Regions from separate parts of the Homo sapiens genome. Here region 2 is linked to region 1. Evidence: chromatin contacts called from ENCODE Hi-C or POLR2A ChIA-PET data. All regions are on one chromosome and are shown on one strand. Each heading gives the region's core, a stretch centred on a gene start or an enhancer-like site at or near the end of the contact. The rest is flanking DNA. Distances are from core to core; before and after follow the strand shown. Region 1 has its middle 47 kb from the start of AADACL2-AS1. Region 2 overlaps MBNL1 (muscleblind like splicing regulator 1).

Region 1 (6,051 bases), core at 2,770-5,269:
GCTTTCTCTCCTAGGCTGGAGTGTAGTGGTGTGATCATAGCTCACTACAGCCTCAAACCCTTGGACTCAAGCCCAGGCAATCCTGATGCCTCAGCCTCTGGAGGAGCTAGGCCTACAGGCACATGCCCATACCTGGCTAAGTTATTATTAATTATTATTATTATTGTTTTTGCTCTTTCTGACAAAATCCTTTCAGGCAATAATAAGTAGGGGCCAGGATAATTTATGTTCATGAGTTCAGAAAAATGCTACCTAATTTATGTTATCTGTTCTGAACATATCTGACAAGAAAGTTTTTCTCATGAGGATCTGTGCCTCTCCATTCCATTCCTCCCTTGACCTGTTCCTTACTTGTCTCGTGTCTTTTGCCTGAAAATCAAATCACCAGAGTCTACTCTGTTAATAACAATCATCATCACAGTAGCTCCTATGAACCTATCTCTATATTAACTTTATCATAATAGGCATAAACCGGAAATAACCCAGGATGCAAAGTAAATGAAGACTTACTCAAGGAGTATGTACTGTATGATTCTATTTATATCAAATTCTAGAATAGACAGAACTAATCTAGGTATAAAGAAATCAGGACAGTGCTTGCCTCAAAGAATGAAGGTAGAGATTAACTAGGAAAGGATGGTAATATTACAGATGTTAATAGGGTTATTGGTTATACAAGAATATTAATTTGTCATAGCTAAGCAAATATATACTTAAACGTTGCCCATTTTGTTGTAGGTTTTATATTAAAAGAAAATACGACAAACAGACATCCAATTCTGGTTAATAGTGTATCTGAAGTATGTAGAGGAAAGTGCCATTTGCTTTGAATTGCATTACAAAATATTTGTTAGGTGATGAACTTTAGAAGAATTGCTGTATAGATATGAAATAAAGCTAATAAAATAAGATGTTAACAACAAATGGCGTAGCCCTATGGGTGTTCACTGTAAAGTACTTTCAACTTGTGGTATGTTTGAAATGTTTCATAAACTAATCATAGTGGGAAAGGGAGTGCTAGTTAATTGTTCTTGTCAGTTTATACCTAGTAAGCCTTGCTAAATTTCTGAGAATTTTTGTGCAAATACCATTGTTACAGGAAAGGGATCCCGATCCAGACCCCAAGAGAGGGTTCTTGGATCTTGCATAAGAAAGAATTCAGGGCAAGTGCACGGTGCAAAGCAAAAGCAAGTTCATTAAGAAAGTAAAGTGGTGAAAGGACAGCTGCTCCATAGACAGAGTGGGATGTACCTGAAAGTAAGAGGAAGAACGCATCCACCCTAGGTACAATGATTGCATATATGGGGAGATGTGTTCTGCTACAAGGGTTTGTGATAAAGGATTAATTTCATTAAATACTGTATTTTGCAAGAAACGGTATTATTTTCTTTAAAGCAATATTGGGAATGCCTTTGTTATGCAGATATCGGGATATCTGGACACTCCCAAGTCTGGGTCTGTTTTAGTAAACATTATTAATCTGTTCCCTTAACCATAAACATCCAGAGTCTAGGAATGCCTAACTTTCTGGGAATGCAGCCCAGCAAGTCTCAGCCTCATTTTCCTAGCCCTCACTCAAAATGGGGTCGCTCTAGTTTGAACGCCTCTGACAGTATTATTCTTTGGCTTATAGAAATTTTATGACCAAACAAGACTCCTAGTATCTCTCAGAAAAACAAGGACACTAGGTATAAGAATGATAATTACATTATATGAATTATCTTTTACTACTATTTAGAATGACTTTATTATGTGTTAAATGAAAAATTTAAACTTGACTATTAAATTTAAATCAAAATAACTTGGCCTATGAATTAAGTCTAATTTTTGTGATGAGTTAGAATTTACCAAATAACATGTCCTAAGTGCAACCCTAAACTATGTTTTTTTAACAGTTGTAACTCCTGATACAGAAGGTCCTGGCACCATCTGGAGTCATGACTAATCTCGTGCATTTTCCCTAGAGGACAGAATTAACACACTGATCATAATCTCTTTAGCCATAATCTCCTTTAATCTTTTACAATCTCATTAGAACGTCCCCCAAACTCTGTAATGGACCTATTGTCAACTTCATTTAATGTATCCTTTTGTAATTCGTTACCTTAAATGGAAAATTTTATCATTTTAGAAATTTGGAAAATGTAGAAAATAATGTGAGCAAATGATTTAGCTCATATTTTACCAAAGAAAATATTTTATATATTTTCTCTTTTTAAAGATCTATTTTTACTTGGAGATCTTTTCTGGGTATACTTTTGCATCACTGTTTGATCTTTTCCCCTAAATGTTATCTGAGCATTTTCAACATGATCATACTTGTCATTATTTTTTATTATTATATAGTGTTTCTTGAAATAAAGGTATGGTTATTATCCTTCCACCATTCATTTATTTTGTCACTCATTAAAAATATTTATGGAGTGCTTCCATGTGCTACATACTTAGAAAACTCAGGCAGCAAGATAGAGATTATTTCTATCTTCATGGAACTTATAGCCTAACAGAGTTCATTGACATTTTAAAAAGCTATGCCAGTCAATAAATAAGCACAAATTGTGTTATGCACCATAAAAGGAAAAAAATTACAAAGTTGTTTGAGAAAGATATTGGAGAGCCTAATATTTATTTGAGTTTTAGGATACATTACAACCAACCGAGTAACTTTTGGGTTTTATGTCTGCATGTTTATTTCTCTTATCTTTCAATAGAATTATAAACTGGGAAGGTGAAGATTTTTTTGCTTATCATGTTTATACCTCCATGTGGCAGTAAATGTAGTATATTGAACACGGAACACTAAATAAATATGTATTCAATAAATTAATGATTTTTCTATAGGTATTTGTCTCCTTTTGAGGTTTTCTTGTTTTTGTTGGTGCTTGGTTTTGTACTGTTTTTCATATCTTTTATCACATAAAAATCATGGTGAACCCTAAATGGTTTGATTTATAAACATAACTTTTAAGCACAAGGTAAATGTTCTAAAGGAAAAGAAATGCCCAAATGTGTTTTCTCATGAGTTTAATATTCAAGTTCAATTATATGTTGAAAGATATGTTTCTGTGGTTTAGTGACAGATTAAAATATTGGTTTATCTTTATTATAGAGGAATAAATCCTATTAGATATAAACTCTTTGAAGCAAGAGGCTATGCTTTAAATTGGTTTCGATCAATATCCAGTGCCTTATAAAAAGAAGGTACGGCCGGGCGTGATGGCTCACGCCTGTAATCCCAGCACTTTGGGAGGCCAAGGCAGGCGGATCATGAGGTCAGGAGATCGAGACTATCCTGGCTAACATGATGAAACCCCGTCTCTACTAAAAATACAAAAAATTAGCCGGGCGTGGTGGTGGGCACCTGTAGTCCCAGCTACTTGTGAGGCTGAGGCAGGAGAATGGCGTGAACCGGGGAGGCGGAGCTTGCAGTGAGCAGAGATCAAGCCACTGCACTCCAGCATGGGCGACAGAGCAAGACTCCATCTCAAAAAAAAAAAGAAGATACCTGGTAATCAATGAATGGGTAAATGAGTAAATGAATGAATGCAAAATGGCCTTCTCTTTCATCAAACTTTATGTTCTCAAGCCATACACGTTTCATCTAGACTCCACAATGCTAGACGTTTTAGGGGGAGTTTTTCATTTTTTTGTTTTTTAATGATATTCCTAAGGTTTGAGCAGAACACCATAAAGATCATAACATTAAAATGAAATCAAAATTGGCCTTTTGCTTCCATTTTAGGGTTAACAGAAACACTGCAAGTTAGACTGCCAATCATCTCCCAATCAAATAAAATTCTTTGTTTTTCTTCTTTAGTTGTTATGTTTTATCTACATCCTTCTGCTATTCAGATGTTTTTCTCAAGTGACTTGGACATTGTAGTTCTCAGAAAAGATCTATTTTTACCAGTATGAATGAATTGTAGCTTAAGCTGCTTCCTGGCTGAGGAAGGTAGCTATTAAAACACTAACCAATAGAGGCTGGAATATGCCCAGTGGAAAGTGAGTGTACAGGAAAGCAAGCAAGAACACTGTCAGAAAAAGGAACATTTTAATGCATTCCAATGAGGCCAAAGATGCCACTAGGGTTTGAAAGGCAACCAGTTGTGATGAGCATCAATGACTCATGAAAACCACAATTTAGTTTACTTTACAGCTCCTGCTGCTGTTTCAGATGACTTAAGTCCTAAACTAATTAAGGAAAGTCACAGATTTCAGTATGGCCAAAGATAGGAATTGACCTATTTCCATCGATTTTCATTTCAGTGACACAATCATTGCTGGAGGCAATCCAACTTCTGTGAGTTTGACCTTTGTCATTAGAAAAATGAAAAAAATTAGATTTAATGATTTACAGGCTCCAATGCAGAATGATTGCTCCAAAAATAAGGTTTTCTAAAGAGAAAGAACTTTAGCGACATTCAAAATATTTCCAATTGACACACAGAAAAGTCTTGCTGTGCATTTGGAACTCTCTATTTCCACACATATCAAGGAAGGTTCGTGATGCCAGAGTTGCATTGGAGGTTCCCAAAGACCTCCTGGTTTTCCATATGGTAGAACCAGAACAGAAAGTCTTTCTAAACCCTGGGAAGCAGAGTAGCTTAAAAGTCAGCTAACTTCCATTCTAATAGCAGCTTCTGTGGAGTGAGGACATCACAATGTAAAAATGTAATCATATCTTTAAATTTTCCTTGTGGAAATAAGGTGTACAAAATTGAGCAAATCATTAACAGTACATAAATGGTCCACTGACAGACTTTTTTTTTTTTTTTTTGATTTGGAGTCTCACTCTGTTGCCCTGGCTGGAGTGCAGTGGCACGATCTCGGCTCACTGCAACCTCTGCCTCCTAGGTACAGGCAATTCTCATGCCTCAGCCTCTGGAGTAGTTGGGATTACAGGCACCTGCCATCACACCTGGGTAATTTATGTATTTTCAGTAGAGACAGGGTTTCACCATGTTAGTCAGGCTGGTCTCGAACTCCTGACCTCAGGTGATCTGCCTGCCTCGGCTTCCCAAAGTGCGGGGATTACAGGTGTGAGCCACCGCGCCCAGCCCAGACTATGAATTTATTAGGAAAAATAACATTTATAACAGTCAACCTAAGAACTACAATATTACTAGCAACTTATATTCATCCTGTGCTAACCTAGATCCATGCTTATCCACTCATTCTTCTGTCAAAACTAACGACTTTCTTGAGAATTTTGTGGTTTTCATTTTCTTGTTTTATTTATTTCTATATTATTTATGTCTTGCTCTAGCTATATATCATATATATCTATATCTAAAGAATATATTGTGTTTTTTTATTTTTATTTTTATTTTTTGGAGACGGAGTATCACTCTGTCCCCCAGGCTGGAGTGCAGTGGTGCGATTTTGGCTTATTGCAAGCTCCACCTCCTGGGTTCATGCCATTCTCCTGCCTCAGCCTCCCGAGTAGCTGGGACTACAGGCACCCGCCACCACGCCCGGCTAATTTTTTGTATTTTTAGTAGAGACGGGGTTTCACTGTGTTAGCCAGGATAGTCTCGATCTCCTGACCTCCTGATCTGCCCACCTCGGCCTCCCAAAGTGCTGGGATCACAGGCCTGAGCCTCCGCTCCCGGCGTGGTTTTTGTGTATACTGTTTTTAGTTTCCCGGAAATGCTTTTTTAAATTCAAATATTGTGTGCTAAGATCCCTACCTGTCGAATTTAGTTGTAGTTCATTAATTGTTCACTGCTGTATAATATTCTACTGTGTGAATATACTGCACTTCATGTATTCATTTTCTCATGGAGAGCAATTTGGGGTGTTTCCAGATCAGTTGTTTTCCTGTGGCAGAGAGAGTACAGAGAGTACTGCTATCAATATTTTTGTACAGGTATCCAAGTACCTACAGTTAAACTGTAAGTAGAATGGCTGAGTCATAGGGTACACAAATGTTGAACTTTATAGACAATACAAGTTGTCTTCCAAAGAAGTTGTACCAATGTGTACTGCCACCAACATTGTAGAAGAGATTGTATTGATCACCACTCTCTCCATCTCTTAGCAATCAATGTA
Region 2 (6,206 bases), core at 2,660-5,159, 350 kb after region 1:
TTCTTTCTTTTTTTTTATTTGAGACAGACTCTCACTCTGTCACTCAGGCTGAGTGCAGTGGCATGATCTTGGCTCACTGCAACCGCCGCCTCCTAGGTTTAAGTGATTCTCCTGCCTCAGCCTCCTAAGTAGGTGAGATAACAGGCATGGGCCACCATACCCAGCTAATTTTTGTATTTTTGGTAGAGATGGGGTTTCACCCATGTTGGCCAGGCTGGTCTCAAACTCCTGGCCTCAAGTGATCTGTCTGCCTTGGCCTCCCAAAGTGCTGGGATTATAGGCTTAAGCCACTGTGACCGGCTGCTTTTTTCCTAGAATATATAGTTTGGGTTTCTTTTCCACTCGTGATGTGATTTAAAAAATTGAACCTGTTGTATATGAATGTGGTTTTGTAAACTATAATATTTGGTATCATATACTATATTTTTTTCTATATATATATATGCTACTATATAGTCATATAGTAGCATTTTTTTTTATAGCTTTCTTTGGAGTTCTTGGTCTTAGTGTCTAAAATAGTGGCCATAAAGGAATTTGGAAGTTAAGTTGTTCTTGCTGACCCAAAGAAAAATCAGATGTTTCTGTTTAGGACACTGTATGTGACAAACAAGGAAGTTTTTATTAATTTATTTTTTTGAAGAAGAATTGATGAGAGAATAATGAGAATTCCTCCAAGATTAAAAGTAAATTATAAGATCCTGTGCTATTTTAATGTAAGCCAACATTTGAATTTAATTTGACTTCTATTTTCAGTAAATTAGAGTGAAATTTTAGGGATGTCTTTATCTCCTATAGTGTGTGTTTTGCCAAGATTTATTAAGGGTAATTTTGGATTTTAGAAAATGTACAGTTTCTAAAGGCTTGTGAACGTTTTATATTGATAGAAAATGTAAGTAAGACTAGTAACACATTATTTTCTCCAAAGGATCCTGTGACTGACACAAAAAATATGATATAATATTGAATCTGCCAAAAGATGCACTGTTAATCTAGGGTTATGTTATGTTGTTATTTTATTAGGTATGTGATACTATGGTGTGAATTTTAGAATATAGGTAATTATTTAAGTAATTACTGTAATTCTAAACATCTTCTGAGATGTTTTCTCTAAAGCAGAAACTCAGCTTTTACTCATGTTTAGATAATGTGATATAGCTGTTCTAGATATTTGAGATTAGGGTTGAGGCAAATTGTTGACATATAATTAAAATGTATTTTATAACTAAAATTTAGAAGAATGGAAAAAGTTTACATTGTATTTATAAGACTTTGCTAACATGCTTTATGACATTACGGAGAAGTACTAGGAAGAAGGAGATCTTTAAAAGGAGTGATATTCTGTTTGCTTTGCTGGAGTACCTTATCAGGAAATTTGAAATCTTAGCCCTTTAATTGTGATATCTGTTAATTCTAAAACTTACACTGAATTTAACTTTGAAGGTCAACATATGGATTTTTTTAAAAACAATATTTACTCTATCAAAAGATTAGTTGTATTTTTGACTTGAGGAAATAGCTTAATCTGAACAGCACGAAACTTGACAAAAAAGTTTGCTAATACATAAATATTGGCTATTTTAATCTGTTGAAAACGGAAGGCTAGTACCAAGGGAGACGGTAGTAAAATTATAGAAGGAGCTAGTGAAAAGTAAACATTATGCAACATGAAAAGAATACTAGGGGAAAAACTGACAGAGTAGAATAACAGGAAGATTAGTCACTTCTGGAAGGAAAAAAGTAGGTAGGGGCAGGGGGATGAAGTACTTTAAACAGGAATGTGGAACTGGAAGTGCTAGGGCTAAAAGACAGATGTGAGCTTATTTGGGAGCTAAACTGGGCTTTGAAAAAGGAATAATACTGGTAGCATTTAATATCAAAATTTAAATTTTATGTTAACAATAAGAAAAAAATGGAGAAAAATTTTTGTTAGGGATTATAAAATGCCTGTTAAAATAAAAAGACTTATATTTACTCCTTTGTGGAGCTGAATTGGTTTCGGTCAGACAGCAATGTCAAATGCAAATCAAGAAAATACATTTCTGAGGCCAAGGCAGGAGATTTCTTGACCCCAGAAATTTGCAACAACCCCAAGGAACATAGTGAGACTCTGTCTCTACCAAAAAGAAAAGAAAAGGAAAAGAAAAGAAAAAAAATTAGCCAGGCATGGTGGTGAGCACCTGTAGTCACAGCTACTCAGGAGGCTGAGGTGGGAGGATTGCATGAGCTTGGGAAGTCAAGGATGCAGTGAGCCATGATCAGCCATTGCACTCCAGCCTGGGCAATGAAACAAGACCCTGTCTCAAGAAATATACATATATATTTTATCTTATATATATATATCTTATATATTATATATATATATAATATATATGTCATATATAATATATAATATATATAAGAAATATATATATAATTTCTTTCAAAACCGGTCAAAGTTCTTTTACTTTCAAGTGATGGATAAAATAAAACCATTGTGGATATCATGGGATATATGTGCTATTGGTTTGAAATAATTTTCACTTTTGCATTTATTTATCTGTCAAAGGAGTACCAATCTCTAAATATTTTAAGGATTATTTCTATGAATTCTCTAAAAAATATAAATTGTAACTGTCTATATCATACAAAAATATTTAGCAATCCTTATAACAGAAAACAAGATAGTAAACATTGTGTGTATGTTCATGTGTGTGTATGTGTGTTTATTGGTAGTCTCATTAATCCCTAGTCTCTACTGACGTTATTAGGGACATTAGTGGAACAGATTTTGCTGAACACATTTTCAGCCACTCTGAGTGTTCTTAGGTATTTTATTTATTTAGAGACTGAATCTGTGTTGTCCTGCCTGGTCTCAAACTTCTGGGTTCAAGCGATCCTTCTGCCTTACTTTCCCAAGTATCTGGGACTACAGATGCACACCACTGCCCAGCTAAAATGTACTTTAAATAAAGTAGATAATTCTGGGGTTATCTCAAACTCCTGGCTTCAAGTGATCCTCCTGTCTCAGCCTCCCAAAGTCCTGGGATTACTGGCTTGAGCCACTATGCTTGCCACCTCTGGGGTTATATTAGCATGACACCAGGACAAAAATCTGCCCATTTTTATATCAGGAAAAAAAATGCTACTTTCATTTAGGTGCAGAAAATGGCTTATGCCTATTGAAATAAAAAATTCAGTCTAATTTAGACACCTAAGATTATTATTTGCTATAACGACATGGAATACATCACTGTGTGTCACTGAATTCATGGAAATGCAGTACAGAATGCAATACAGTAATCCCCCCTTATCTGCAATTTCACTTTCTGCAGTTTCAGTTACCCATGGTACAACACGATAAGATATTTTGAGACAGAGAAACCAAGAGAGAGACCATATTCACATAACTTTTATTACAGTATAATTGTTCTGTTTTATTATAGTTATTGTTGTTAATCACTTACTGTGCCTAATTTATAAATTAAACTTTATTGTAGGTATGTATAGGAAAAATAATAGTATATTTAGGGGTTGTTACTGTCCATGGTTTCAGGCATCCTCTGGGGGTCTTGGAATGTATTCCCCATAGATAAGGATTATCTACTATATACAGTCAGGTAAGCCATTCCCATTGATTTTATTACAAATTGCAGTGCTTCCATGGCTTGCTTACACATAATTTGCTGAGGTAACTTTTGCAGAAAGTAACCATTTTACGTGAACACCAAATACTGATTAAAAAAATCTCTTTTTCTCCTTTTCCCTCTCTTTCTCTCCCTTCTCCCTCTCTCCTTCCCTGTCTTACTCCCTCGTTCCTGCTCTTCTTCTCTTTTCATACTCACACAGACACTCCTTCCCCTACACACACACACATACACACATACACACACACACCCTGCCCCTGGGCATAACTGAATAGGAAATGTTTATTTTCCAAACTACAGAAAAAAACCTTATCTCAAACACTGAAAGTCCTTCCTTTTCCTGGTTTGGAAACACTAAGTCATACTGAGTCACTTGTAGATTTTCTTTAGCCAGTTTTATTTAAAGCATAAAGTTGTGAGGACAAAATGACTCAGGAATTTGTAATGTACCATTAGAGCTTTTCACTTTTAGGATGCTAGTTCATATTCAGATGACTTAGTATTAAAGATTGATGGGTTGTTTACTTTCTAGAAGAATCTGAGGAGCTCACTGTAACTTCACTTATTTTGACCTAAGTATGGCCTAGAGTTTATGCTTATTAATTCATTTATTTCTCGGTAAAGCCATGTCCAAGGAATTAAATAAAAGGAAGCGGACCCAGTAAGGGTTGATGAATAAGAAGCTGTTACCTTACTCATTTACATGTATTACTTCAAATGTTATTGATTGATTGATTGATTGATTGAGATGGAGTTTTTGCTCTGTTGCCCAGACTGGAGTGCAGTGGCATGATCTCAGCAACCTCTGCCTCCTGAGTTCAAGCGATTCTTCAGTCTCAGCCTCCCAAGTAGCTGGGATTACAGCCTCCCCACTACCACACCCAGCTAATTTTTGTATTTTTAGTAGAGACAGGGTTTCATTATGTTGGCCAGGCTGGTCTTGAACTCTTGACCTCAAGTGATCCACCCGCCTCAGCCTCCCAAAGTGCTGGGATTACAGGTGTGAGCCACCGCTCCCGGCCTTGATACCTCTTTAAAAATGAAGTTTGTTAAAATGATCAGAAACTTTAATGCAGCTGATTGCATTGCCATTGACATCAGTGAGAAATAAAAACTATAGCTATAATGGTTAAGTTGAGCAGTTGGAATCTGTATGTCTGTATCTATCTATGTTTATTTAGATGACTGGATAAAAGAGTCATGATTCCTCCTAGTCTATCACGTGGTAATGCCAAGGTCAGAAAAATCATTTGTTATGATCTATCTTATGTAAAAGCCTGTGGAGTTACTTTGTTTTCCTCACTCATAAGATGTCAAAATGTGCTTTCTAGAATTTTTGAATAATTTTTGCTTAAATTCAGTGTTAAAGTTGGAGACTGAAACAAATTTAAATCTGTTGTTAGCCAAAGAGTAAATCAAGCTTATGTGGGTGCAATATATAACATGACTACCCAAGAAATTCTGCAAAAAAATGTAGTTGTCTAGCAATTAGGTACAGAGTTGTCATCTTCCTTCTATGATAACTTTTGATTATAAAAATAATTGAAGGTAAATAAACTGTAAATGACACACCACCTCAAGCTATGCCACATGGGCACCTAAATAAGTTCTTTTTAGTAAATGCCACCAAATGGCTGTATTTCTTACAGCTTATGGCTAAATTCTGACAGAGGGGAGGTGCCTTCACCATAAGAGTATTTTCTCTTTGAAGTTTTCATGGTTTTGTGTGTGTGTGTGTGTGTGTGTGTGTGTGTGTGTGTGTGTGTGTGTGCGCGCGCGCATGCGCACACACTAGTTTATATTAGGTTAGAGTTTAAAAAAAGCTGAAGATAGCCAAAATTAGTCCAGAGAGTTAGACTTGCTGCCAAACTAAAGAAATAGCTTGGTTTCAGTATTCTTCTGGCTTCTCAGTCTTAACATTTGGGGACCTGAGTGCTTGATTTGAGCTGACTGAAATTAACCCAGATGGCCCACTTTGGGTCCTCAAGAGCTAATTAAAGGAAGTCATTTCAGTTGCTGAATAATCAAGGCCGTACCTTCCTCCAATGTTGGTTTCAGCCCACACCTTACAGATGATCGCTGGCTTTCTGAAGCTCTCTCTAAACTCATAATTATTGTTTGGACCCTGCATGTAACTAAATTAATTTGCCAAGGATGGGAATGAAATGTAAGTTTTATTGGCAACAATGGTAATCCCCCAAAACAGAATGACAGATACAGTGATGGTAATAATGTTACTGCCCTGTTAATGCCTCCGAAGATAAGATACACTTGAAAAATAATGTGAAAACTGAATTTGTCCTTGATTTGAAAAATCTGAGAATCACATAAAATGTTTGTTAATTTCTTAAGCTGGTAAATATCATTAAGAGAAATGGACACATATAAGATAAGTTTGTGTGCATATTTGTACACAGTTAGGTTTTTGGAAAAAGACAGGGATATCAGATGCTCCTGCCACCAGGGTTCTGGCCAAACACGACATTTCCTACTCTTGTTTTTGAAGAGTTCTAACACTTCATCAGTTTTCAAGTGTCAGTAGAGAGTGGGCATAAAACCACAATTTCAGGAGCTGCATTCTCT

Evidence for each region. A loop is a pair of places that touch in the nucleus more often than their neighbours do. ChIA-PET counts read pairs that join two places held with the same protein, here RNA polymerase II (POLR2A). Pooled maps may share reads with other maps.
Region 2: a loop to region 1 is called in a map of endothelial cell of umbilical vein, with 6 times the contacts of the local background. The contact joins two enhancer-like sites. A Hi-C loop is called at or near these places in 1 of 168 maps with a recorded cell type or tissue (endothelial cell of umbilical vein) and 2 of 50 pooled maps. POLR2A ChIA-PET finds 5 or more read pairs at or near these places in 1 of 52 experiments (PC-3).

Annotation. Positions count from the first base shown.
Region 1 is chr3:151,972,317-151,978,367 of GRCh38, forward strand. No RefSeq gene overlaps it. Among named protein-coding and RNA genes, the nearest start is that of AADACL2-AS1, 47 kb to the left of the region's middle. Within about 2 kb of position 4,020, at least 6 of the 41 ENCODE cell types and tissues checked have a DNase peak (open chromatin) inside an H3K27ac peak, as active enhancers do; they include PC-3 and endothelial cell of umbilical vein, where a contact is called at or near this core.
Region 2 is chr3:152,327,347-152,333,552 of GRCh38, forward strand. The region is part of intron 2 of MBNL1 (muscleblind like splicing regulator 1); the gene reads left to right. Among named protein-coding and RNA genes, the nearest start is that of MBNL1-AS1, 61 kb to the left of the region's middle. Within about 2 kb of position 3,910, at least 14 of the 41 ENCODE cell types and tissues checked have a DNase peak (open chromatin) inside an H3K27ac peak, as active enhancers do; they include PC-3 and endothelial cell of umbilical vein, where a contact is called at or near this core.